5 separate regions of the Mus musculus genome follow, and regions 2, 3, 4 and 5 are each linked to region 1. The links are chromatin loops, found by intact Hi-C in ENCODE. Cell type or tissue: left cerebral cortex. All regions are shown on one strand.

Region 1 (5,000 bases):
CCCTACATAGCTGGTGGCTTGCGGTGTGAGCAGGGAAGGAGAGCTGGATCTGGGAGAGCTGCTAGGTTTCTGGTAGGGCACCGTAGCTAAGAAACAAGGTCAAACCAAGTGAATATGGTAGGCTCCAGCAGTTCCCAGCAGGGAAAGCTTCGGTAAAGAACTCTCTTTCCCAAAAGTGTTACAGTTCTTTTATGACAGACATTCTCAGATGATCCTTGATGAAGTAACTCTCATGCTTTATTCTTTGTGGACAGGGTCTTATATACATTTTGTGGTGAGTTGGCATCTAAAAACAGATGCTTTCTATTGGCTTGGTATGGGATGTTAGGGATGCCTCATCTGCATGTAGAGGGGCTTCAAGCCCTTCCCCTAAGTGATTGATTATCAGGGTCCCCTCCATGGGGTACCGTGATCATGTGTTCTAGGACAGGAATCTGGTTGGGAGTAGGTGAAACACATATTCCCCTCAGGTCGGAGGTACCAGGGTTTCTGAACCCACTCAACCTCACCAAGTTCCCTGGCATAGTCCAATGCCTCACAGACTATTTCTTTTATAAGTTGTCTTGGTCATAGCATCTTCACAGCAGCACAAAAGTTACAAAAGACAAAGCAGAGGCATAGTGCCAGCCCTGATTAAGTTTATATTTGAACGTGTGAGCACAAAGGGGTACAGCGATGTGTGATTCCATGCCTTCCCATAGCAGCACTAAGTATGAAGTCAGCATGTGAGATCCTGAGAATCCACACACATGACATATAGGCATTGATGTAAAGATGCATGTGCAAGCAGAGGCTGAACATTATCAGGCTGGTGGGAATCTATGGTTATAATAACTGAAGAGAGCACAAGTACAGACCAGTTGCAAAGAACATCTGTATTTATGGGTTGCAAAGCAACTGACTGGTGTGTGTGTGTGTGTGTGTGTGTGTGTGTGTGTGTGTGTGTGTGTGTGTGTGTGTGTAGGCCAGAGGTCAGCATAGGGTATCTTCCTCAGTCACTCTTCATGTTATTTTTTGAAATAATCTTTCTAACTGAACCTGTAAATCACCAATTTAACTAGACCGGCTGGCCAATGAGTTTCAGGGCTCTGTCTTTTTGGCCTTAGCAGCTTGGAGTTATAGACCAGCACACCTGTGCCCAGCCTTTACATGGGTGTTAGGAATCTACATGCTTATACAGCAAGTATTTTACTGATTGGTCTGTCTCCTCATCCTCTTACAGGGCTTCTCAAAAATGAAAACCAACCAGATGAATAGGCCTGTAAAGGATTCTGATTACATTTTCAAATCATACACACATACACACACACACACACACACACACACACAGATTTAACCCAGGTTAGCTCTAGCATTCATGAGCCTGACTTGGAATCTAAATTAAACATTTGTTAATTTTGTTATTATAATTATTTTATACAATTTATCTAGGTTTACATTTTGATCCACAATATCATGTCATAGAACTGGAATGTGGTATAAGTGCCAAATATATGTAGACAGCGTTGCAAATTTATAAAATCACCAGAATTCTCACATTATTCCTGAATAATAAAAAAAAAAAAACAATCCTGTTCTGGAAAAGAAATGACGTCTATTTTCATTTTGCTATATACTAATTTATATAATAAATCACTTTATATAATTAATTTATTTTGCTGTTAAATTTTGAGACAGGTGCTTGTGATGGTTTGTACATTCTTGGACCAGGGAGTGGCACCATCTGGAGGTATGGCCTTGTTGGAATAGGTGTGATCTGGTTGGAATGGGTGTGTCACTGTGGGTGTGGGCTTAAGATTCTCACCCTAGTTTCCTGGAAGTCAGTCTTCCACTAGCAGCCTTTGGATGAAGGCGTAGAACTCTCAGCTCTGCCTGTGCCATGACAGCCTGGATGCTGCCATGCTCCCACCTTGATGATAATGGACTGAACCTCTGAACCTGTAAGCCAGCCCCAGTGAAATGTTGTTTTTATAAGACTTGCCTTGGTCACGGTGTCTGCTCACAGCAGTAAAACCCTGACTAAGACAGTTCTATATCAGCAGATTCTTTATCTCCCTGCCTCAGTTTCTACCACTACATCAGGCTGAAAGTCTAATTTTAGAGACAAACAACTCTCATAAAAACAATGTCTATTTTATGTTCTCAAAAGAAGAGGATAATAAATGTTCTTAATCACTGGGGTACTAGTGTGTGTGAGGAGTTGAAATAAGAAGGCCTGTGAAACAATGGGGTCCTTTAGCTCGCTGCTTTTCCTTTCATGGCATAGGTAGAGAAGTGTTATATGCCCCAACAGCTTAGAGTTTTGCTCCTGGCCCCGAGACCAGACTTCCTAGATAGCAACAAGCTTTTGACCACCAATCCCTGCCACAGTTCTTCATTGCCAGGGCCAGACACTTGCCATTGTTCTTTATAGTGATGGCCACAGGGCTTGAAGTTGGGTCTGCGGTGATGATCTTTAGACGCAGCAAGGCTATGAACAAGTCCATGAAGACAGCTGTCTGCTGTTATCCAAGGGGTACATTACATGACCCACCCACAGGACATGCCTGAAACCATGGTAGTAAACCCTACATATATGTGGTTTTTCCTACATATATGTACCGTGGTGACATTTGGCTTACAAATTAGGTAAAGTAAGAAATTAATCACAATAATTAATGGTAAAATTTTAAAAATTATAACTATATACTGCAATACAGGCTATTTATGGTTGGTTAAATTACTTATTTCTGGAATCATTTACTTCTCACCAAGCTGTGGTTGGCTACTTGTAGCTGAAGATGCAGAAAGGGAAACATGAGATGGAGCTGGGGGGGGGGAGGTGATTACTCTGAATATTTTCCAATGGACTTGGGGGGTGACTACTGTGAATATTCCCTAGATCAGAAGCAATGAGGAAGGAATTAGGCAATCCCTCCCTGCCACAGTGATCCAACTGCGGGGACTGGGTTTCACTCCATTGCCCAGACAAGGAATAGCACATGTTCTTTGGGAGGATCTCCTGGCAAACGTAGTTGTTCCTCCTCAGCATGGCAAAGCTTTCCATCAGGGTACCAGAGCTTAGGCAAAGCCAAACAAAAGCATAACCCCTTACCTGGAAGGGTCAGTTTTATTAGAAATTTTGGGAAAAAAACAACCCTATTCTTTTGTGTTAAAGACATATAAAGTAAAATGCACCACTGCCTGCATTAAAATAAACATGAAACTTACAATTTGATTTTAAAAAAATAGCTCATGCCTATAGACCCATTGGTTCAGAAACAGCACTGAGCTAGCATGTATTAATTCTGAATCTTTAGCCATCCCATAAAAAAAGACAAAAATCATCCAGGGAGATAACAAGAATTCAAACCGACAGAGGCAATGGAAGCCCCCCAGGCTGTAGACTCCCCAAAGCAACAGAACTCCAACGTCACAGCATCTCCCACCAGAGCCCGTGAACTTAGCCACTGTGTCCCTCCCTCTCACACCCTGGCATTTGGTGGAGTAGGGCAGGAGAGCCAGGCATATTCATTCACTCTCTCCAGCTGGCTGTGAGTATCCAGTGGAAAAATTTAAGCAGCCCAGGCTTTTAGCTTTCCCCCTGGGCTGCTGCTGCTCGTTGCATAACATGCTCATCAGTAAAAGAGCTGAATTGCAAATAATCTACTAACCTGGAAGGAATGTCTGAAGAGCTCCCACACACCACACTGGTACTCATTCAGTCCAGAAAGGTTTTGTGGGTTTGCTGTGATATTATTGAAGTAAAGGGTTTGGCTAGCATAGCCAGTAACTTGAGTGTGTCTTTTGATCCACATAGAAATTGTCCGTCTAAATGACATTTGTATGTTATTCTTAACTGCCTGTGGAATCAGATAATCTATTCCCCAGAAGGCTGTCAGCAGCCTCCAGTCTTTGTGAAGGTTGAGTTTCCGGCAAGGAAGGGTGTCAGGCGTGCCTGGAGGCGAGACTTCTGGAAGGATGATTCACACACTTTTATAGCTTCACTGCTCACAGGCTATGGGTTTGTTGTTTAAAAGCAATTTGAATGTATGGGATCTTTATGATGGTGTATATTCAGGGGTAATTTGAAAGTACTTTTTTCTCATGTACGTAGGCTGTCAAGGTGGGATCTGGGAGAATTGAGATTTACACTGATGTTCTAGCGTTTGTATGATCAAGCAGGGTGGAACCTCCCGTACTAATATCATAGCCCCCATCAGGTGCCAACGATGAACAGACTAAGGAAAAAAGAAATTTGTCAAAAGCCCAGACCTTGAATTTCCACCAAAGGTCTCACCAAGTGGTATAAGACAGAGTGTCAGAGTGTTCTGGGCTAGATGTGAAAGTTCACTGTGGAAGAACTCCAAAGCTTATAACTCGTCTGAAGTCAGAGAGGTATTGATTCATGCCACTCTAGAAGATCGGTTTGCAAAGCCAGTGGAGACAGCCAGAGAGAAGATAAATGAATCGGACTCAGGAGCCCACAGCTAGCAGCCACAACTGTGGCAGGGAGCTTGCCACGGATGCTGCGGCTACATTTCAGAAGCAACCGGCCCACTTGCGTCCCCCTGATGGCCCTCATGGTCCTGCAGCCTTCCCTTACTCAGCATCCTGAATCCACTCCAGCAGCCTGCCCCACCTTCTTGGCATACTTCAGGCCCAGCCCTGCCCCGCCCGGACATAGAAGCTATACTACTACTTTTTCTCACTGAAGTGACAAAATGCCATGCAAAAGCAATTTAAAGAACTTAATTTGACACACGTGACATAGCCACGAGAGTACATACTATCGTGACAGAAAAGCCAAGGCATCGCAAGTGTGAGGCAACTGCTCGCATTACAACCACAGCTGGAGAGATGGATACTGGCAAGAAATCCCAGCTTTGTCCTTTCTGTTTTGTTTTCCTTTTTAGTCAGTCCAGGACACCATCTCAGAGTGTCTTGTCAGAGAAGGAGGTATTTCCAAAGAGAAAAGTCCTTGTTCCACTTTGTTTGGTTAGTGGACTATTAAAATAAGC
Region 2 (5,000 bases), 390 kb before region 1:
TTGCCATGCAAATCCTAGAGTTAGCATCCCTAGGTTCTTCCCCTAGTTACCTCTTATCTTGTAAACCCCCCATTTAGTAGTTAACTCTTGAGAAGTACTTCATATTCAGACTACCTAATTAAAAGAGTTCTTCAGCATCTCTCCATAATTTAATTGTGACTCACATGATGGAATCTCTGGCTCATGGTTCAGGGAGCAGAATCTACCATGCTGGCAAGGCATGAGAGGTGAGTTTTCCTCCTGTCTATGGAAGCAGGGGGTGTGAACCTTTCTCATATCTTGGTGGATAAGAAAGCAGAGATCTTAGACTGAACCCAAGTCCAGGCTATAACCACCTAGCCCCACCCCTACAACCATAACCCTTGTGTCTAAATGGTTCTACAATTTTCATAACATCACCAGTCACAGGGAGACAAAGTGCTGGAATGTATGATCCTATGGGGGACATTACACATCTAAGTCACAATAACATGAAGTAAGATGCAACCACATGGATGGCCTTCTCTTCAAACCTAAACTTGGGGGTTCTCGATTTGGAGACTAGCAGAAATAAATGTGAACATTTTTTGCCCAAGACAATAATAATGTGGTGTCCAGAGCAAAGACTAGCAGTACCATACCTCAGAATTGTTATCTGTAAATTAAAATAATACAACCTCCTCTATAGAATTATGTAATTATTCAACTACCACCCAGCAAGTTAGTAACAGAGGTGGAATTAGAAGCCTGATCTCCCTTACTTCACATTTGTTTTGTGCTGTCTGTCTGAGTGACTGTAAATGTGTTAACATCTATGTGGATAGTCCCATGGTAAGCCCTGTAATCGACTGCCATTCACTCAGTATCAACTTAACTCAGCAAGATGACATGAAGAGTCTGGGACTCTCTTCATCCGTGGCTGTGTACCTGAAGTGAAAATCACCGCATTTCATATCACCAAACATTCTGCTCTAAGCCGTAAGACGATGACCAGATGGTATGAACAGCTGATTCTCCTTCGAAAACGTGGTAAGAAAAGGCAGGAAATAGAAGAATACAAAAATACTTTTCCAAGTTTGAGGGAGGAAACAGAAGTTGTGCAGAAGAGAGTAAAAACTGCACTTTAAGACGATTAGGCTGAAGCTCAAAGATTTTTAGCAAAAGCTATACATGATCATGCCAGGGATACCATAGCCCCCACAAACATCTTTCTGGGACAATGGTTCTCAACCAATCTAATGCCACAACCCCTTAATACAGTTCCTCATGTTGTGGTGACCCCCAACAATATAATTATTTTTGGCTTCTACTTCAGAACTGTAATTTTGTTACTGTTATGAATCGTAATGTAAGTGTCTAATAAAGGGGTTGTGACCCACAGGTTGAGAACCACTGCTCTAGAGGAAGGAAATTTGCACATCTGAGCTAACATCAAAGCTAAGTAAGTCAATAGAAAATAGAGCCTGGAGGAAGAATTTTGCTGCCCTCAGCTAGAGAGTCAATGCCACAGCACCTCCCTGGCTGCTGGTTGTTTCTACTTCTTTCTGACTGTTTGGCATATAAGATTTGTATATGTGTATATACACAGGTGTACAGAGGCCAGGAGACAACTTTGGCTGTCCTCAGGCACCACCCACTTTGTCAATGAGACAGGCTTTCTCAATGGCCTAGATTTTGCCAAGAAGGCTAGGTTGGCCACAGGGATCAACACATGACTCTGTCTCCCAGCAGCAGGATAATAGGAGCATGCCACCATGGTAGGCTTCTTTTATATGGTGCCTTGGAATCTATTTCAGGTCCTCAAACTTGCCTTTCTATCTGAACTCTTTCTCTAGCCTATACTTTTTATTAAATTTTTAAAAAATGATGATGGTCAAGTAATATATATGCTTTGGTTGACATTGAACCAGCATTTGCTGAGACTCTCCTGGTATCAGGGAAAAGAGCCTGAGCAACAAGCACAGGACAAGCCTTTCATTCTCATTATGCTTCAACAAGATTGGACCATCATCCCTTGTATGTAAAAACATGAAGGTTCCGAAAAATTAAATTCTTTGCTGGAAGTGAAGACGTCCCATAGGGTTTGCATTAAGTTAGTGTGATGCTAAAATGCATTCATTAGAGGAGAGGTTCATCCATTGATGATGATTCTGAAAGAGCTTTGCTATCTATTGTCACACTCATTATGATCTCTCTCACACATCTCCTGGCATAGTTTGATCTCTGTGTTTTTGGGTTTTTTGTTTGTTTGTTTGTTTGTTTGTTTGTTTGTTTACGAGATCCATGCTTAGATAACCCAATGTCCAGAGTGTTCCCATGTTGACTCTATGTTGCCAAGAAGTGGGGATGCACGGGTAATCCCTTAGGAAGCACAGCAGGACAGCAATCCATCAGTCAGGCAGTAGGCTTCAGAGCCCGTTTCTTCTGCTGCACCACTGGCAAGGGAACAAGTGTTAATTATTCCACTTCCAGTGTTCTACAGAGACAGCAGTGACTGTGCAGAAAGGCAGGGCATGTGATCAGCTCCAGGCACAGAAGCTTCTCCTCACAGGAAGTCATCACACTGTATCACTATGAGGATGGGAGCCCATGCCAGGCATGGCAGGGTGGCAGCTGCCTAGAAATGCATCCAAGTGCCACAGTGTTATGTCTCTCTGGTTTCTTGCTTCTCTTTTGTCCCATGTCTTGGTCTCTTCTTTGCTTTTTTCTCTGTCTTCTTAGCGTCTTTTATATTCAGCTTTCCTATGCTGTTCATTAGAAACTACTGATTCTCTCCTTCCTCCCTCCTTCCCTCCCTTCCTTCCTTTCTTTCTTCCTTTATTGTTTCTTTCCTTCTTTAATTCTCTCTCCAACCAACTTAAGCATACTGAGTGGCCGTGTGTTTTTCTACAGGGGACCAGCAGAAATAAGCAGAACACTCTTGTACAAGACAATCATTGCAAAGACTTTGTACATGCCTCATTTTGTAGAGAAGCAGAAAGTGGGAGGATGTGTGTCAGTTAGTGGTAGATCCAGAACTAGCACTCTCTCCCTTGACAGTCATTACTAAGTTACTTCACCAAACTCCACTAAATAATGTAATTCTCCTCCATGATGCAAACTGGTCCTGCTGGAAGACTTAACTGAAAACTGCACACACAACACAGCCATCCATTCTACCTCTTCACATATTCTCTTCTTCCCATTTGTTCTCTTCCACTCACACACTTAGTCCAATCATCAGTGCTAATGGCTCAAGGTGACCATTGACCAATGATGGTCTTCTTAATCCACATTCGTGTCCTAAGAAAACAGGGGTCTAATGGTGGAATGAGAACCTGTGAAGTTTTTTAACTCAGAGCCAGCAGAGAAACTCTCATACAGAGTTCACATCATAAAACTATGCATTGGACCCCACTATTGTTAACTCAGATTAAAGAGTGAGAATGCATTGGTCTATAGTGAGTCTCTCTACCTGTATTAACTTCTTTTCTCTTTCTTGAGATTAAGCACCTGAGAGAAACAGTGAAATGGGGAAAGTTTCCTTTTGGTTCATAACTAAAGAGGCTATGTCTACTCATGATGGAACACAGACCTGGGACTCCTCTTGATGGGACTGATTCCTAATGGATTCAGAAGCAAGACCATGGAATGCCAGCACTCACCACTTTATCCCTCTCTTCTACTTATTCAGTCAAAGGTCCACACACATGATGCTGCCCATACATTTAAGGAAGGGAGGGTCTGCCCTCATCAGTTGACTATTTCTGGACATATATCTTCATGGACACACCCAAAGGTATATATTTTAGTGTCCTTGATATTTCTAAATCTAATCAATTGACAGTTAAAATTGGCTTTCATAACAGGCCTGGGTGGAAATTTAGAATGTCAAGGAATGTTTTTTTAGACCCAGAGAGACAAACAATTTGCCGAGTCACAGCCTGTTCCACGAGAAGTCTGAACTAACTACATTGCCTCTCTGTCTAGTCCAGAGCACTGTCCCTGGGAGAGACCCATCCCCTCTAGGAAGGCAGGAAATGATGGATGCTTCCACTCCTTTCTCCCCTCTGTATTTGTTCCTGGCTTTCCTTCCGATGAGCTTACAGGAAAGCTAAATTGTGCTGATTTTTCTGGGGTCCTCCAGATTTAGGTAGGTCTGAGGTCTCTAATATTCTCCTCCATTATCTTGGAGAAAGGCTTTCAAAGGGCTCTGAGACCGTGTACTGACCCTCTTTTTCTTCCTGTCACTTGCAGGGTGCCAGGCTAACCTTGACAGACAACATTTTAGGTTTTCACCACACCCAGAGAGACTCCCACGGGACTTCCAAAAAAGCATGGAAGAGCCAGAAGTGCTGTTCCTTTGGCTGTGGATGTGAAGCCGTTGGCCAGGCCCGGAGGTACTTGTAGGAAGAATGGAAAGACAGAAAGAGAGCAGAGGAAGTTGGAGGTGGCAGGAGGAGGGGGCCCCATTTCCTAGTACTCTAGTCAGGCATTGTGAATATGGCATGTTCTTCTAGCTTTGCCAAAAAAAAAAAAAAAAAAACAAAAAACCGGGTAACATTTGCCTGCAAATTCCAGGGAACTGAAGCGACATAGCATCTCTTGTGTGGGCCAATGAGAGCAGCAGTCTTCTTGGCTCTCTAGGAAGATAAATTTTAGGATTTTTCCCCTCCAGGAAGAAACAGTGAGTCAGGGGCAAAGAGTGTGAAGCACGGCATGAACCTGCCTGGGCTGTGAGATCAGAGGCACAGCACCTACCACCTATGTAAAGCTGGCAGAGACTATAGTTGCGTCAGCTAGCCAAAGTATCCCATGCCTCTGGAGTATGTTACTTCATCTTTATGTATACCACCTCATCTAGATACTGACTGCATGACAACTACTCAGCAAGATATCAAAACCACCTAGCACATAGCATAGAACGGCTCTGTGCACTGTCTGACAATGATGAACATGATGTGGAAGAAAAAGAGGTCTGTGTCAGATGGTCCTCCATATAGTTAGGTAGTTCTGAGCAACACACTCTTCTAGGCTGCTCA
Region 3 (5,000 bases), 81 kb after region 1:
CATTCCAATAACAGTACTGTGTGTCGTACCAGGGTTAATCCATGTAGAGTGTCTATAAGTGAGGTTTTTCTACTTAGGTGTTGTTGTTGTTGTTGTTTTGCATTTGTTGATTACTTTTCAGGACCAATAGGAGGAAGTCATACTCGTTAGGACAGGATAGTTTCATGATTTTAATGGAGATAGGAAAGGCCAGAAAAAGAAGTTCAAGTTAGGGGAAAAGGAATTAAGTAATGCTTTCTAAAATGCTGGCTGTAAATGGCTCTTCTAGAAGATGAATTAAACCCATGGAAGTGTTTTATTTGACTATTTCAATAATTCATGCAAGAAGCAAGAAGCATTGAGTGTATGTTTTTGGCTGATGCAGTTCTAAGTGCCAGGGATACATCAGTGAATGACACAAACAGAAAGGCTGCTCCCAGGGAGTTAACATCCTTCTTTCTGTGCCATCTGAACTGAGAAGGTGGACCACCCACCCCTAGGAGTTTTCCATTCTTCCTTCTCAATGCTTGGCTCTGCACCTTAGGCAAGTGTTCCACCACAGTGCTGTGTCCCAGCCTCTTCACTCCTTTTTGTTTGTTGCTGAAAAACTGTTTTGCAGAAGGTATGTCTTCCCCAGCAGAGCCACAAGCTCACACCTTGCTTTTCAGTCTGACTCCCACCTCCACCCCCACCCCAAGATTCACATCCCCCACAGCATCTGAGTTTGAGGCACTTCCTTGAGCTAGCTGTCATATTTTGGCCTCTATTGATCCAATGACTAAATACTGATGATGTTCATTATTGATCATCCACATTTGGGGTGGGGGTAAATTATTTTTATATTCAGAATATGATGTTTAAATACTAATTTACACAAGGTAAAGCACAAGGTAGTAATTTTGAAAGGGTCAATAGGATATGTAGTACCCCTGAGTTTGGGATCTTTTATCAAGAAAGACCTATGAGCCTCTCCAGAGCCATGCAATAACAACTGTATTCGCTACAATTATGAGGGAAGGAACACAGATAGAAAAAACATTATAGAAACATACAGGAAGTAGGCACATTCTTGATGGCCACAAAGAGATGGCTGTTGAATATTCTTATACTATATTTAAAGATTTGTTTTTAATAAATTGAAGCTTGCTTGAGAGTGGGTTGCTGATATCTTTGGCAGTTGTGTTCTGCAGCTGTACCAAACCTTCATGATTTCCAGAAGGCATCACAAACAACTTGTACATCTACTTTATCTCAGCTAATTATAAGTTATACATCAGTAAAATCTAAACATAATGTCATACTGTTTTCTTTACATCACTGATGTCACAGGCGTCAAATTCAAAATCCAAAAAGGCAAGAGACCATCTCAAATATTGTGAGATTTTTCTGTATGACAACAAATCCCATTAGAGATGTTCTTCACACAGAGCTACTTCCATTTCAGTTTTTAGCAAATCTCAAGGGTGCTCACAGCAGAAGGGATGGCAGCATTTCTGGGCTGAGAGAAATCTGAAGTCATAAGCTCCCATCATCTCAAGGTGAAGTACTTCTTGAAGCATTCATGGAATCCAGGGGTAGGGGGCGGGTTGAAGACAGTCCAGGGTACAGTCTCAAAGCTATACTCTCCTGGTAGCCTCAAGAAGTCAGGAACAGGCTCCTCCTCTTTTTAACTAAACAAAAACAGTGAGTGGTATGACACCAGTCACCCCTCATCCACCTTCCCTCGAGAATCAAGCTGAACAGCATCCTTCCCCAGAAATACTCTATATACTTCAAAATAGTTGTTTTCAGTGACTTCATGATGTTAACCTCTGAACATAATGACTCAGATTGATGTTCCAGTTAAATGTGAGTCTTACCTCTTGAACCATTTAGCACAGTCTGACCTCCTTTCAAAGATTACCTAGAAATACAAATTCTCCCTTTCCGTACATCCCTGTTCACCTTCTGAAGGTCTGCTTCAATTTCTACATGCTCTGCCTTAAAATAGGAAATGAAATCTGTTCCACATATTGTAAGCATGGCTTGGGGAATGTTTGAATAACACAGACATAAACTTATACTAAACAGGACATTTTGCAATTTAACCAAAAGTATGTGTTCTCCCTTTTTAGCAACACGATACCCACTTTTTTGATGGCACGGACAAGCATGTGGAACCTCCTTCTCCATGTTACCAATTTTACCGCATTTCTGTGTCTCCACACCCTACATAACAAATGGCCACCTTTTCTTCTTCAGTTTACTATGGTTGACCTAGAACATGCTTTCTTTAAGGTTGCCACAAAATGTGCCTTTGCTCTAGTCTTTCTACGAAACTAGGGCAATCTGTGGAAACCCAAATCTGACTATGTCTTTCCTCTGTTTAAAATTAGTTCATTGTTCCATATGCAAACTTCTCCACGTAGCATTCGAGACTCTCTGAGACATGGCCTATTTACATCTCAAGCTCATCTTCTGATCCACCTCAGACTGAGCCATCTGCAATGACAGCCTGTTTGGTGCTCCAAAGCCCCTCTGGGAGCTTAACACCCTGTCCTTTCAGCACCCTCTTCTGGAAACTTCTATACCCTTTTTGTCTTCACCCCCATGCTTTAGCTAGTGCTCTCCAACCTAGGGCAATGGTGAAAGCTCACTATGAAGCAAGAGCCCCCATGGTCCCTGTACCTTTCTATTTTATGTAGGTTCTAACATGAGGACTTTGTGATTTTCCTATGGGGCTGTACCTTCAGCCACCAGGCACCTTCCACACAGGACCAGCATCCTAAGTGGATACAAGAACAAAGAAACATCAGAGAGATTAAGTTCTGGGCTTTTAAGGTCTCGACAGCTTACAGCGTTTACAGACTTGGACTCACCTGTCTTTCAGAAATAAGAAGGCTTTCTGGGAGCCTGGCCTGCTTTCCCTGATCTCTGAAATCCTAGCTTGCTTCTATACAATAGAAAGCACTCTGCTCTTCCTCCCATGGAAGGTCTCAGCATCCAGCTTTCAGAATCAAATAGGAAAAAACTCACCTTTCTCGGCCCTAGCATCATCCTCTCCCACTCTAACTTATTATTCCCTAATTAGCTTCATTTTAGGGTGATTAATAGTTACGTTAGCCACTTCTCCTTTGAGACATTCCTATTGTCACCTAGGAGACACTGGTCCTAGATTAATACCCCACCACCACAAAAAAAAGAAGAAAGACAGAAAGTGAGAGAGAGAGAAGGAAGGAAGAAGGAAGGAAGGAAGGAAGGAAGGAAGGAAGGAAGGAAGGAAGGAAGGAAGGAAGGAAGGAAAGAAGGAAGGAAGGAAAACTATGTCAGATGAGTACATTCAAACACTGAACAAAACTTCAATAGTGGATCAGGAGAAAATCAAACCTGTATCCTTGCAGGGTTTTCCAGCTAGAATTAATAGAGTTCAGCCATGCGTGCTGTGCCTTTGGCCAGGAAGCTCCGAGATCAGATGTCTCAATGAGAAGTCACATGAGCTCAGAGTGCAGAGGCTTGCTTTCTGCAGGAACAAACCTTAGTTGACCTAGATCCCACTGTACATGCCTAAGAGCTGGCTGGCTTCTTCCACTTGTGAATTACTTGTGTTTCTAAGGAGCCTTTTTTACTCTTTGTCACAGGTTTTAGGAAATCTCATCTTCTGTGTTGTCACCAGGATCTCTCTGGACTCCTCTTAGCTCCTGAATTCTTGTCATCTGCATGGAGAATTCAGATGAGACACACAGAACACAGCATAAGAGACAGACTGTGTAGAGAACAGTGAAATGCACTCATGGACAGTGGCTAAAGAGACAGCTGTCTCCTCCATTTAAGGTAGGATTTATACCATTTTAAACAACTCTAGAGCAGGCAGTTTTTCCTGAGGGAGCATTTTTGTGTCTAGGTGATTGACAGTCCTGATTTGATTAGCTCATACAGGTGGGAGCAACCATGTGTGTGTGTGTGGTTATTTGTGTTTGTTTTTGTTTTTTGGGGGGTTGTTTGTTTGTTTGTTTTTTCTTTATCAGAAAACCACCAGAAAAGATTACCACCAGTAATCTTGTGAGGTTTGGGGTTCCTGGAGCCAGGTTAGATAAACATCTGCTGCTGGTCTTCCAGGCAGCTCAGGATGTCCCGTCCCCTCCGGGGGCCAGAAATATGACTCAGTAATTAAGGTCCCATGGTTCTAGTCACTGGTCTCCACATTGTTGATTCCGTAGGAAACGTCTACTCCCGCATCCCTCAGGTCTGTTACTCAATAACCAGCTACCTAACAACGTGTTGTTGAAGGCCATCATGACTGAGTTTTCCAAGGGGAGGTGGCATGTGCTTTACTGTTTCACCTTGGTGGAAAAGACACCGTCCTGGTGATCAGAACACCTGCCCCAGCACCAGCGACAAGAATGAGCACTGCTGGCCTTTGGGTATTCCAGTTTCCCCTGAAGGCACTTACTGCTTGGCTGCTCCAAAACTTCAAGTACATGGGTCTCCTTTCTATTCTTGAGACAGTGAAGCTAGGTAATCCCTAATTAAAGGGCCTCCATGTGCACTATTGTTCTCTCTGAAACACATTCCCATGACAACACACACACACACACACACACACACACACACACACACACACACACACACACACCTTGCAACATTCTGACCTTCAAGCACCTCTAGGTCTCCTTCTGATCGTTGTCCACCATGTTCTGTGATTAGTCAACTTTCTACTGCTGACACAAATACCTAGAGTCAATAACTGATCAAGAGGAAAATAGTTATATTGACTCATCGTTTGAGTTTATGGCTGTTTGGGTCCATTGAGGGGGGATCTATGAAAGGGACAAGCACCACAGCAGGGGGCACAGGATGATTCAAAGCTGCTCCCACTCCAAGGCTTCTGAGAATCAAAGAAAAAGGAGGAAGGGGAAGGGGCTTGGGTCTGACATCCCTTTATTCTTCATGACTTCCATTAAGTCTCAAGCCTTAGGGGTTCTACCACTGCCCAATAGCGCCCCAGGCTGGCAATCAAACATTTAACACATGGCCTTCAAAAG
Region 4 (5,000 bases), 320 kb before region 1:
TAGCAAGCTCTTGTTACTTAGATGACTTCTGTCTATTGGTCACCTTCTATGTACCAGGTACCATAGCAAGGGCTAGTTACAAGAGAGTGGAGCCTACAAAACTCAAGGTAATGTAACAGAGCTGGTGTGTGTGTGGGGGGGGGGAGGGAGAGAGGGAGAGAGAGAGAGAGAGAGAGAGAGAGAGAGAGAGAGAGAGAGAGAGAGAGAGAGAGAGAGAGAGAGAAGTTTCTTCATCTGAGATACTTAGCTTTTTTTTCTTTCTAGCATATTCTTTCTTGAAGAAAGAATAAAAATAATAATAATTCTTACATGCAGGAAGTGACAGAACATAGAGACAGACTTTGACAAGTTAAAGGTGGAAAGGGAGCCACAAACACTTGAAGCCACTGTAGCCAAAAGGTTTAGAATTAAGTCTTAGATCTTAGAAAGGTCTGACCCCTCTGGAATCTGGCTTGTGTGAAACTTCTTAGACTAGTTGAAAACACAGTGCAGAAGAAATGTGACTGACTCTACGTTTTACTTCGGAGGTCTGGATGGAGCTATTGAATGCTCAACCAATGAGCCTGATAAAGGAAGTACAGGGAAGGGTCAGAGTGCTCCAGGATAGCCCAGTCTTCAGTCAATCGTGACAAGACTTGAGGTGTGTGAATGAAGCCATTTCACTCCTTCCAGACAAGGTTTCAATCCACAAAATATCTCTGTGGTGTTATCTGCCCCTCGACATCAGAAGATGAAGGAATGGACAAGGTTCCTGCTCAACAAAGATAACTGAGGTATCAATAATGCAATATCAATAATCAAGATTCTCTAGAAGAGAAGTGCTAGAATGAGCATGTACCTTTTCATTTTTTTTTTTTTTTTTTTTTGGTTTTACAAGACAGGGTTTCTCTGTGTAGCCCTGGCTGTCCTGGAACTCACTCAGTAGACCAGGCTGGCCTCGAGCTCAGAGCTCCGCCTGCCTCTGCCTCCCGAGTGCTGGGATTAAAGGCATGTGCCACCACGCCTGGCTAATGAGCACGTTTCTTAACAGGGGATTTGTTAGGTCACTGACATATATGAAATGGTCGAGGTAGTTCAACAATAGCTGACTGATGCTGAAGAGGCTAAGCAGTGCGTCATTGTTTGGCCAATGAACCTGTGTATCTCAGCAATCCTAATCTGGCACTGGAGGCTTGGAACAAAGCAGGGAAAAAAGCTGCATTCCCTTTTCCCATATCCTCATACGGGGCTCCCACCACTAGGCACTGCTGCATTTAAGGTGAGTCTCTGGACTTCAAATCCTCTGATCAAGAGGGCTTCCATTGTAGCACCAAGCAGCTGGTGCTCTAGCTGACCCTTAAGACTAACATCACATCTTCTTACACAGAGTTCCTCCAAGAAGGGCTATGCAGAAGAGATTTTAAGTCTTACAGGAGTCTAGGATAAGATCATGTTTGTCAAACACAGGCTAACATTTCCAGTACCTTTAGATGATGACTCTCTCATTGTAGGAGGTGAAACTGTCTTTTTCACAGATCAGGATCTTCCTGGGAATGAGGGTCATGTTTTAGTCTTCTCTGCTCTGCGTGGCAGTGGCCTCCAGTGTTGGACTAGCCATGTGCACACTGAGACTGCCAACTCTAATGCCTCATCAGGTTACATTTCACTCAGTCCTCAGGAGCACTGTGGCCACTCCCAGTGAGTCCTTCTCACTGACATCAGTCTTCATGCTCACTGAGAGTATGTTCACTGAGCTCACTGCACTCCGTCACCTGGAAAGACGTGGGTTACATGATACTTAAGTCCCTTCCATCTCAGTCACTTAGGTTTCTGAGGAAGGGTCTGGCCAGTTCTTCACTCAATGAGCGTTATAGTGTAGCTATCCCCCTTTCTCCCCAAGACTGAAGACAGTGGCTTCTTTTTCCTAGGTATGAATGCTGAAAAATCCAGATGAAGTACAGTGGTTTTCTTCCCTGCAAGTTCTAACCAGCTCAGTTTTGCCCAGCTAACAATTTTCCCACTGAGATGGGTACAGTGGTTTTCAAAAGAGTGGGGTGAGATGAGTTGCTGCTGCTGTAGAATAGAATTCCTTAAAACCTTCCTTGATATTCATAAAATAATGCTTTAGCTTAGTAATGCTATCCCATATTCCTTGATTGCTATAAAGATAGCCTATTCCCTGCAACTCTATGTCACTACATTCTATTCTCCAATAAGAAAGGATCAAGTTCTTGACTGGAATAAATAACATTTTTTCCTCCCTAATTATGTTTGATCATTCACACTTCATTTTGGGCATCTTCAGGGACTCTCCTGTAGAGCTGCTATTCTTTGTGAGATAGTCTACTCAGCATATGGCTCTACCAGAGTCACATCACACTTGATTGCAACAATCTCAGCATCTTTCAGTTGTCAACTTGTATGTTTACTGAATGGGATGATAACTATGTGTGTGTGTGTGTGTGTGTGTGTGTGTGTGTGTGTGTGTGTGTGTTTGTGTGTGTGTGTGAATGTACGTGTCCCAGACAGTCCCTACATCTTCTACAACAAGGATTTAGCCTGCAACATTATGTTTTAACAATTTTTTCATTATCTTTGTTGAATGACAAACTTGAGGCTCCAGGAGGAAAGTGGTCACCCAGTCCCCACAGGACACCTTCCCCCAACAGAGACTGGATAAGGCTTTTGTTTTCCTGGGATTATAAGGGATTCTCTCTAGTAGGAAGGAGAGAGCTTCAGGACTCCTCTCCTTGTGGCTACAAGTTCTTTGTTTTTCAGAATCAGGGAAATGCCCCAGGATTCCTTGCTCTGTTACCCTGGGAGACTATTGCTCAATCCTAGCAGCTGCTCTGGAGGAAAAGAAAAAGCAGACATTCTGAATGTATCATATGTACAGTGCAATGTTGAACTGAAGATTGCTAATGAGTATCGTATGTATAGTGCAGTGTTGAACTGAAGATTGCTAATGAGCAAGAACTCTTTTATTGTGCAGTCTACTTCCAGTGAGGTCTAGTTCTTAATTTTCAGTGGGCGTAGCAGGAAGTACTACTGTTTTTTTTTTTTTTTTTTTTTTTTTTTTTTTTTTTTAGTAAAACATATATATTACTAATACTGTTGCTATATAAAACAATATTTGGCCAAGATGGTTAAGATATGATTCATTCCTTGTTCACCAAGTTGCTAAATATTGTGTAGTGAGTGGAGTCACCATATGGCATAGCTGAGCTTCCTTGGGAGGCTGGGTACAATATTATGTTGGGTATAGAATTTGGAATTTCACATGTCTGTGGTGGAATGAATGTGAATGAAGACAACTGACTGCTAATTTCATTAAACCCTCCTGCAGGCTAAGATGCACACGGCAAATGGATATCTTGTCACCCTTGCATCCATCTCTGAGGTTGATTTCTCTCAGAAACTGATGGAGAGTGGGCAGTGCCACACATCTAGCCACAGATGCAATCTTTGAAGAGAAACGTGTGTGGGCAAGCACAGTGGCAGCTGGGAAAGTCTAAATGACTGAAGCCTGTGACTCAGATATCTTAAACTGCCTTAAAATTAATGAAGCTCTGTGGAATGACTCAGTTCATTCATGTCCTCAGCCCGCAGGCTCCAAAGCTTGCAGAAATGGCTGTGGTTCACAGCTCAGGAGAGCTGACTCCATAGAGGAAAGCGGGCCCACAATGGGAGAAGAGGCGCTTTCTGCGGTGCGTGTCTATCATCCTGGCTGGAGACACAGGTGAGCTGGTCCCCGGTCTTCTCAGGAGAGGCGTGCAGAACCCCGACCCCACCCCCAGGCTGACTTCTGATCCTTGTACATTTCAAAAGAGACCTTGAGTATTGAGGTTGTGTCAGTGTTCATATTCTGATTAGCCAGAATCTTACTAAGGACCAGCTTTCCTTCTGAGACTGACTCTCAGTCTGGAACCTAGGCTGGCCTGGATCTCATGTACAGGCAAGGCTGACTGCAAATTTGCAGCAAGCCACCATTCCCAGCTTCAGGTAAAGTTCAAGTATGAGATGCATGCCTCCTAGTCACAGAAAACGAGTAAGGGAAATTAAGATACTTGTAAGACTTGGTTTTCTTCTTGTTTAAGGCTCTTAGGCCCAGCCGGGCATGGTGGCACACGCCTTTAAATTCCAGCACTCGGGAAGCAAGGCCAGCCTGGTCTACAAAGTGAGTTCCAGGACATCCAGGGCTACACAGAGAAACCCTGTCTCGAAAAACCAAAAACAAAAAAAGGATCTTAGGCCCAGTTAGAGAACTGCTGCATCCTTAGGGCTATTTTACCATGCTGAGCATGGCTGTGGTTCATAGTCAACACGGCTGGGTAGGACTGTTGGCTGTTTCTTTCCCTTGGCAGCTTGCATGGCGTTGTCTGGTACCATGAAAACTAGTTTCTAGGGAAAGGCATTTGGCTTAGTTCCAGCTCAGGTAACCCTGGGTCCTACATCTGAAGTGCATGATACCTTCAGCAATAGGGACTTACCTTACACCTCTGAGAGGCAACCAAGGCCAATAACAATAGGCTCTATGTTTTGGGAGTCTCTTAGACGTTCTCACCAACAATGCAAAGGAGGGCTTCACATGCCTGATGTTGAGGTAAAAACGTCATTACATGATCTTTGGGTCTCAGAGGGGTCGTTGTCAATCCAGATAAGGAAATTCCATTTAAATTGTATATGCATATCTATGCACAGAATTCTCAAAATAAATAAATAAATAAAGGAAGTAATAAAAAATAAGACAAACAAAAAAGACACCTGAAGGTCAATAAAAGCAGCAGGCCTTAACCTCACAGTCTAAATGTCAAAAAGAAAACAGGGTCACTGAAGCCCACTGAGGACCAAAATATGAGAGAAATACCCCATGATGAGCCAAAGTCTCAGAGGGAATGAGATAAGTTCAAAAGAAGGCAACAGAAAGAAATCACCAGAATATTATCTTACCTCATGGTGTCTGTCACTCCTTGCTTGAGCCCAGTGGCATGGTCTCCACAGAGGGAGTGAGTCCAGGTCAG
Region 5 (5,000 bases), 250 kb before region 1:
AGGCAATTAGAAGCTACAATTCATGTGAATCATAGCTTTATTCCTGGGGCCTCTGTTCTTTTGAACCCCACCAAAGAGTGCACATTCATCTTTGGATATAAATAGGCCAGTTACATTTGATCTCAGTATTGAATGTCCTTATCTGCTTGCATGCTGTCATAGACCAGGGGATTATATGCCAAAGCGTAACTATGGAATCAGTTGAGGAGTGAGCTCTTTGGAAAGATTCTGCTGCTTGGGGAGATAGCATAATTGACTGCTCTATAAAAGCAGTAGTGTTCCACTTGCATTAGGACAAAGAACTTTCACCTATAGTTTATGTGTCTCCGCAATCACACTGGGACAGTGTATCACTGATTCAACATGCCTGTTTAGTATTGCCAGGAACATAGCTGTTCTCCATCATACACTACACACTGAACTCCGAGGATTACAAGGCCTGGAACCTTGACAGAGCCTGGAAAGACAGACATTGGGATTATTCCTACTTATTGGTAAAGAGATGAAGGAGAGAAGGTAAACAAACAGTCTTGCACTGTCCCATGCACAGTACAATCTGACATGCTAACTTCTGTTTTGTTTTACATTTTTCATGAAGGTATGCATTTACTTAAATACTTTTCTCCTAGAGTATTTTCAATAAAACATGTTTCAGTGAAAACATAATGATGACAGTAACTTAACATACAATTGGACATATATTTGCTCAGGCAAAGACAATGCAATCCTCTTTTGAAAGTGAAAACCCTTCCTGATGTTCTTCATCATATGTGCCTCTTTACTGAAAACAGTGTGTGTGTGTGTGTGTGTGTGTGTGTGTGTGTGTGTGTGTGTGTGTGTATGTGTGTGTGTGTATGAAAACATAACCATTTCTTTTATTTTAGTAAATTCTACTTTGGCCTTTCACAAATTGTTCTGGTAAAGGTCCTCACTCTAACTCTTGCTCCCAAAAAAACATTCCAGAAGTGCGTCTCAACTGCGATCACATTGTATTATGTAAATATTCATCAGAGCATGCACAAATACTTGCATGTCTCACTCATGAGTCTGTTTCAAGGGCAAGGAAGGATATCAGAAGAACAGAAGGTCAGCATGGGATGTCAGAAACTACAGGCAGACTGAGTGCTATAGGGTGACTCTAAGCCTGAGCTAAGGAACAGATAATTTCTTAGCTGCTGATCAAGTTCCAAGAGCTGTGAGAAGATGCTTTTCATGGTCAGGTTCATGGTTATGAGGTGAAGAACATACCGATAGGTTATAGGCCCTAGGGGAGACCCTAATGCTATTATTAAGCTAAACAGACATGGTATTAAAGTCTCTAAGAGTTGTTGCTATACTCATAGGCCATCATATCTCTCAACCCTCTCGAGAGAAGATGCCTATAGTAGATGGTTATTGACATAGACACCTGAACTGCTCAAACTGCAGACAATAAGAAACTATAGGAGGTTCCACCCTAAATGGGGCATACATATCACACCCCTCCTTTAAGGCTTAACTTTCTTCATAAAGGAAGGGATGGATAATTTTAAGGAATTACTTTTCTGGACACAGGAGAGCAGTGGCACAGATTAATGCATAGGCATTTTGACAGCATACACAAGACCTGTAAAAGGTCAAGCCAGATAAAAATCCTAGCATGGAGAGGAGAGGTGGGCACATAACTCATACCACTAGCTGCTGAGAGAAAGAGAAATTTCCAGAATAATAGCTTCTAAGCTATGATATGGTGATATGAGTTCTCTCGCTCCTATTTTCTTCTCCTCTTCTTCCTCCTCCTCTTCCTCCTCCTCTTCTTCTTCCTCCTCCTCCTTCTTCTTCTCCTTCTTCTTCTTCCTCCTCCTCCTTCTTCTTCTCCTTCTTCTTCCTCCTCCTCCTTCTTCTTCTCCTTCTTCTTCTCCTTCTTCTTCCTCCTCCTCCTCCTCCTCTCCCCCCCTCTCTGTTTGACAAAGATTATTGTTCAGTGATTGCCTAGCAGCAAATCCACCCCTCAGCAATCCTAATCTGAAGGCAGAAGCGTGGTTGGCTCTATTTAACAGACTAGGAAGAGTGCCTCCAGAGGCAATAGAATTGAGCTGCAACCTCCTGCAGCCAGGCAAAGTCTGGAAAGGGCTACCAAGGACAGCACAGCCCGTAGACAGGCTGTTGAGAATAGCTGCACATGTACTCTGTCCTTAGTTCTTTGTCCATGCAAGAGTGTTCCCTTCTAAGTATGGAATTTGCAATCTTTACATGCCACATTCTGGTAGGCATTGGTTAGGGACTTTCTAAATTGTAGTGAATCTTTAAAGTAACCTCGATGATAAAAGCTATTCCCATCTGATGGATAAAATTGTGGAGACCTGAGAATCTAAGAGGCTGGTGACATGTACCCAGAAATGTCCTTGATGCTCCCAAAGAGGTTCTGCAGGAGACTGTACTGATGAACAGCCACCCTGCACCCTTGTTGGTGGCTCTTGAGATGCAGGGATGACAAACCACTGCTGTTCTCTGTTCCCATTCCTGTCATCCTGGGCCTGGCTTATGGTTAAATACCTTTATCTGCTTGTGGTGAACTCTTTTTTTTTTCTCCTTCTAAATTTATCATCCTAAAATGACAGACACCCTGAAGTCTTTCCCAAGAAGAGGTTAGTGTCACATAATGTGAGATAAGGTAAATCTCTCTGTTACCTACATACATTCTGTCACCTCTGTGTCCATGAATTCAACAAGCCACAAACAAAGTTGAGCAAGGAAAAAAATGGTATCTCTACATAGCATACACAGGATTTATTTTCTTGTCATAATTTCTTCCACAACACAATACAATGTTTTTTTTTTTAAAGACCAGTTAAACTTCATTGAGTGCTATAGGGAGCATACAGGGGTTCTATGCAAATATACTATGTTTTCTATAGATGATTTGAACTTATATGGATTTTGATAACTCTGAGATTCTTGGAGCCCATCTCCTGTGAATATCAAGGAATTTGCCAGTAAATGAGGAGATGCAGCTTCCTGAACGGAACATTCTCCCTTTAAGAAGTAATATGTTAAAATTAATGCAAGCAGAAATACAACTTCTTCCCATCACCTTGTTCTGAGTCCCTCAAATTTAATTGCATGCTTCTCTATACATGTACACATGCATGTGCACACACACACCCATGCACACACACACAGCCCATCTATACACATGCACACTCTCACACACACACACACACACACACACACACACACACACACACACACAGAAATCATGAACAAAACCAGACAGACACTGTGACTTCTATCTTTGCAGCTCCTCCCCCTTGCTGTTGCCATGGGCAACCACTGCCCACAGGTGCCATAGGTTTGGGCCACTTGGCAAGGCTGGCTTGTCACATTGCAGCTCCAGTAGCTGTGTGTGTGGGCGAAAAAGGGGCACTCACCGGATGTGTTCTGTAATTAGTCCTTCTCAGAATAGCCTCGATTGTCAATCTCAGATCAAAGGAGGACAGACTTCTACAGAGAGAAAAAAATAATAGCTGAATTCTTAGTAAAGCAGAAATTTTGTTCTTCCAGCTCCACAAGAGTGCTATGGAGCTATAGGGTAAGACTGTAAGAAGCACAAACCCTGAACAACTGAGGATGGCAGGGTAAGACTGTCATCTTCCATACAGCCACACCAGCCACTGTCCCTTGAGCAAGTTCTGCCAGGTCAGAATGTACCCATTTGTGTATGGGCAAATCGTTTCCTTAAACTCCACAGCAAATGCATGGCAGAGCTATGGCATATGACTTTTCTTTTCTGACTCAAAGTTTCTTCCTACACTACAGTCCCATCTTGTCTTCAGCATATGGTTCTGAGATGGGGAGAACTGTGTGAAAACCCAGGAGCCTAACACACTAGTGACCGCAGATCCTCTCATCTGACTTTGCTGCTCAGTGATTGCATGAGCTAAATGTCCCTCTGGACCCATTAGCTCCTTTTGACTCATCTCTGCATCTCTGTATGATGCTGTACCTTCTGACAACTATGGCCTGTGTTGGGTTCCTCAGACCAGCCTGCCCCTCTGCACTATGCTTTGCTTGTCACAAATAGTGATTTAGCTCTTATACTTCTATCTATATAATCCTGCTTCTTGCAACTACTCATCAATGAGAATGAGGGAACTACAGCCTGGAACTAATCTCTCCTGATGCAGCTAAATGGAGCCCGAAGTCAAATTAATGAAATACCAGGAATGTAAGAACTCAACACAGGTTGTATATGTTCCTTCCCTTGGCCTTGCAAAAGTCCAGCACTAAGCAGCAATATAGACTGCACAGTGTGTGTTTGCCCTGTCTCATCAAATCAGCACATGAATGCCTGATGTCTAGATCAAACAAAGTCCGTTGGCAGGCTTAGCTCTTCTCATCCAGAAATGGAAGCTCAGGAGCCCCACTTCACAACTTAAAGTAGGTCAGGTTTTGTTCCTGCTATTTGTGAATGAATTCAACATTGCTCTCCACTGGTCTTCTTGATTGGTCTTGCTGGGTGGGAATCCAGTTGATGCCCACTGCAGACTACCCAGAGGCTAGTATGTGCCTACGCATACAGAATGATTGGTGTGACCTCAATATGAGAAGCTGAGAATCTGTGGCAGGAAAATAATCTCCCAAAATTAGTTTTATCACCTGAAAAAAATAAATACAGGTGGACAGATAAAAATAATGTAATGGTAAAAGTAATAAAATGAGTTACAGTTTGATGTGTCAGTACCAAAGATTGAGATTTTAATATACATTATTACATTTTTCTTAATGTTTTTTTCCATCTCTCTCTTTCTTTTTCTTTTGTTTTCTTTCTCAAGGGATGACTATATTTGCCACTAAATGTGGAGCAGCTTCTCCAGCTGGATATTTTCCCTTATAAAGCAGTTATATGTTAGAACTAATGCATAGAGAGACACTACTTTTGCTTTTCCAAACTTGACACTTTAGATCAAGTTGGCTTGTCAATCAGCCCAGCATGTTGTTCAAAGAGTATTCTAGAAGTT

What was found. Peaks named below come from ENCODE experiments on the same cell type or tissue, not always from the same donor. Only the 100,000 strongest peaks of a DNase experiment are listed, where the experiment ranks them.
Region 2: a loop joins it to region 1, with 7 times the contacts of the local background. A loop is called at or near these places in 2 of 42 quality-filtered maps.
Region 3: it touches region 1 in a loop (2.0-fold over the local background); 3 of 42 quality-filtered maps call a loop at or near these places.
Region 4: a loop joins it to region 1, with 6 times the contacts of the local background. A loop is called at or near these places in 4 of 42 quality-filtered maps.
Region 5: it touches region 1 in a loop (2.7-fold over the local background); 2 of 42 quality-filtered maps call a loop at or near these places.

The regions. Positions count from the first base shown.
Region 1 is chr12:16,147,715-16,152,714 of GRCm38, forward strand. No RefSeq gene overlaps it. Among named protein-coding and RNA genes, the nearest start is that of Gm48606, 82 kb to the right of the region's middle. In left cerebral cortex, no CTCF peak of the experiment used is centred here; DNase peaks (open chromatin) are centred at 3,018, 3,617, 3,887 and 4,426; H3K27ac peaks cover 1,661 bases.
Region 2 is chr12:15,756,576-15,761,575 of GRCm38, forward strand. No RefSeq gene overlaps it. Among named protein-coding and RNA genes, the nearest start is that of Mir6387, 42 kb to the right of the region's middle. In left cerebral cortex, no CTCF peak of the experiment used is centred here; DNase peaks (open chromatin) are centred at 976, 2,496, 2,999 and 4,368; H3K27ac peaks cover 1,898 bases.
Region 3 is chr12:16,228,800-16,233,799 of GRCm38, forward strand. Gm36372 (a long non-coding RNA gene) reads right to left here and starts at 3,645. Exons shown (of 4, transcript XR_381302.4): 1 at 3,346-3,645. It overlaps Gm48606 (a long non-coding RNA gene), which reads left to right and starts at 3,457. Exons shown (of 2, transcript XR_003950290.1): 1 at 3,457-3,789. In left cerebral cortex, CTCF peaks have their summits at 2,537 (motif pointing left) and 4,993; DNase peaks (open chromatin) are centred at 2,314 and 3,524; H3K27ac peaks cover 958 bases.
Region 4 is chr12:15,829,320-15,834,319 of GRCm38, forward strand. It overlaps Gm5432 (a long non-coding RNA gene), which reads left to right. Exons shown (of 3, transcript XR_001780551.2): 2 at 3,326-3,718. Among named protein-coding and RNA genes, the nearest start is that of Gm5432, 15 kb to the left of the region's middle. In left cerebral cortex, no CTCF peak of the experiment used is centred here; DNase peaks (open chromatin) are centred at 2,845 and 3,478; H3K27ac peaks cover 626 bases.
Region 5 is chr12:15,893,341-15,898,340 of GRCm38, forward strand. Gm46335 (a long non-coding RNA gene) reads right to left here and starts at 3,483. Exons shown (of 3, transcript XR_001780552.2): 1 at 3,411-3,483. In left cerebral cortex, a CTCF peak has its summit at 2,056; DNase peaks (open chromatin) are centred at 2,070, 3,354, 3,805, 4,392 and 1 more place; H3K27ac peaks cover 429 bases.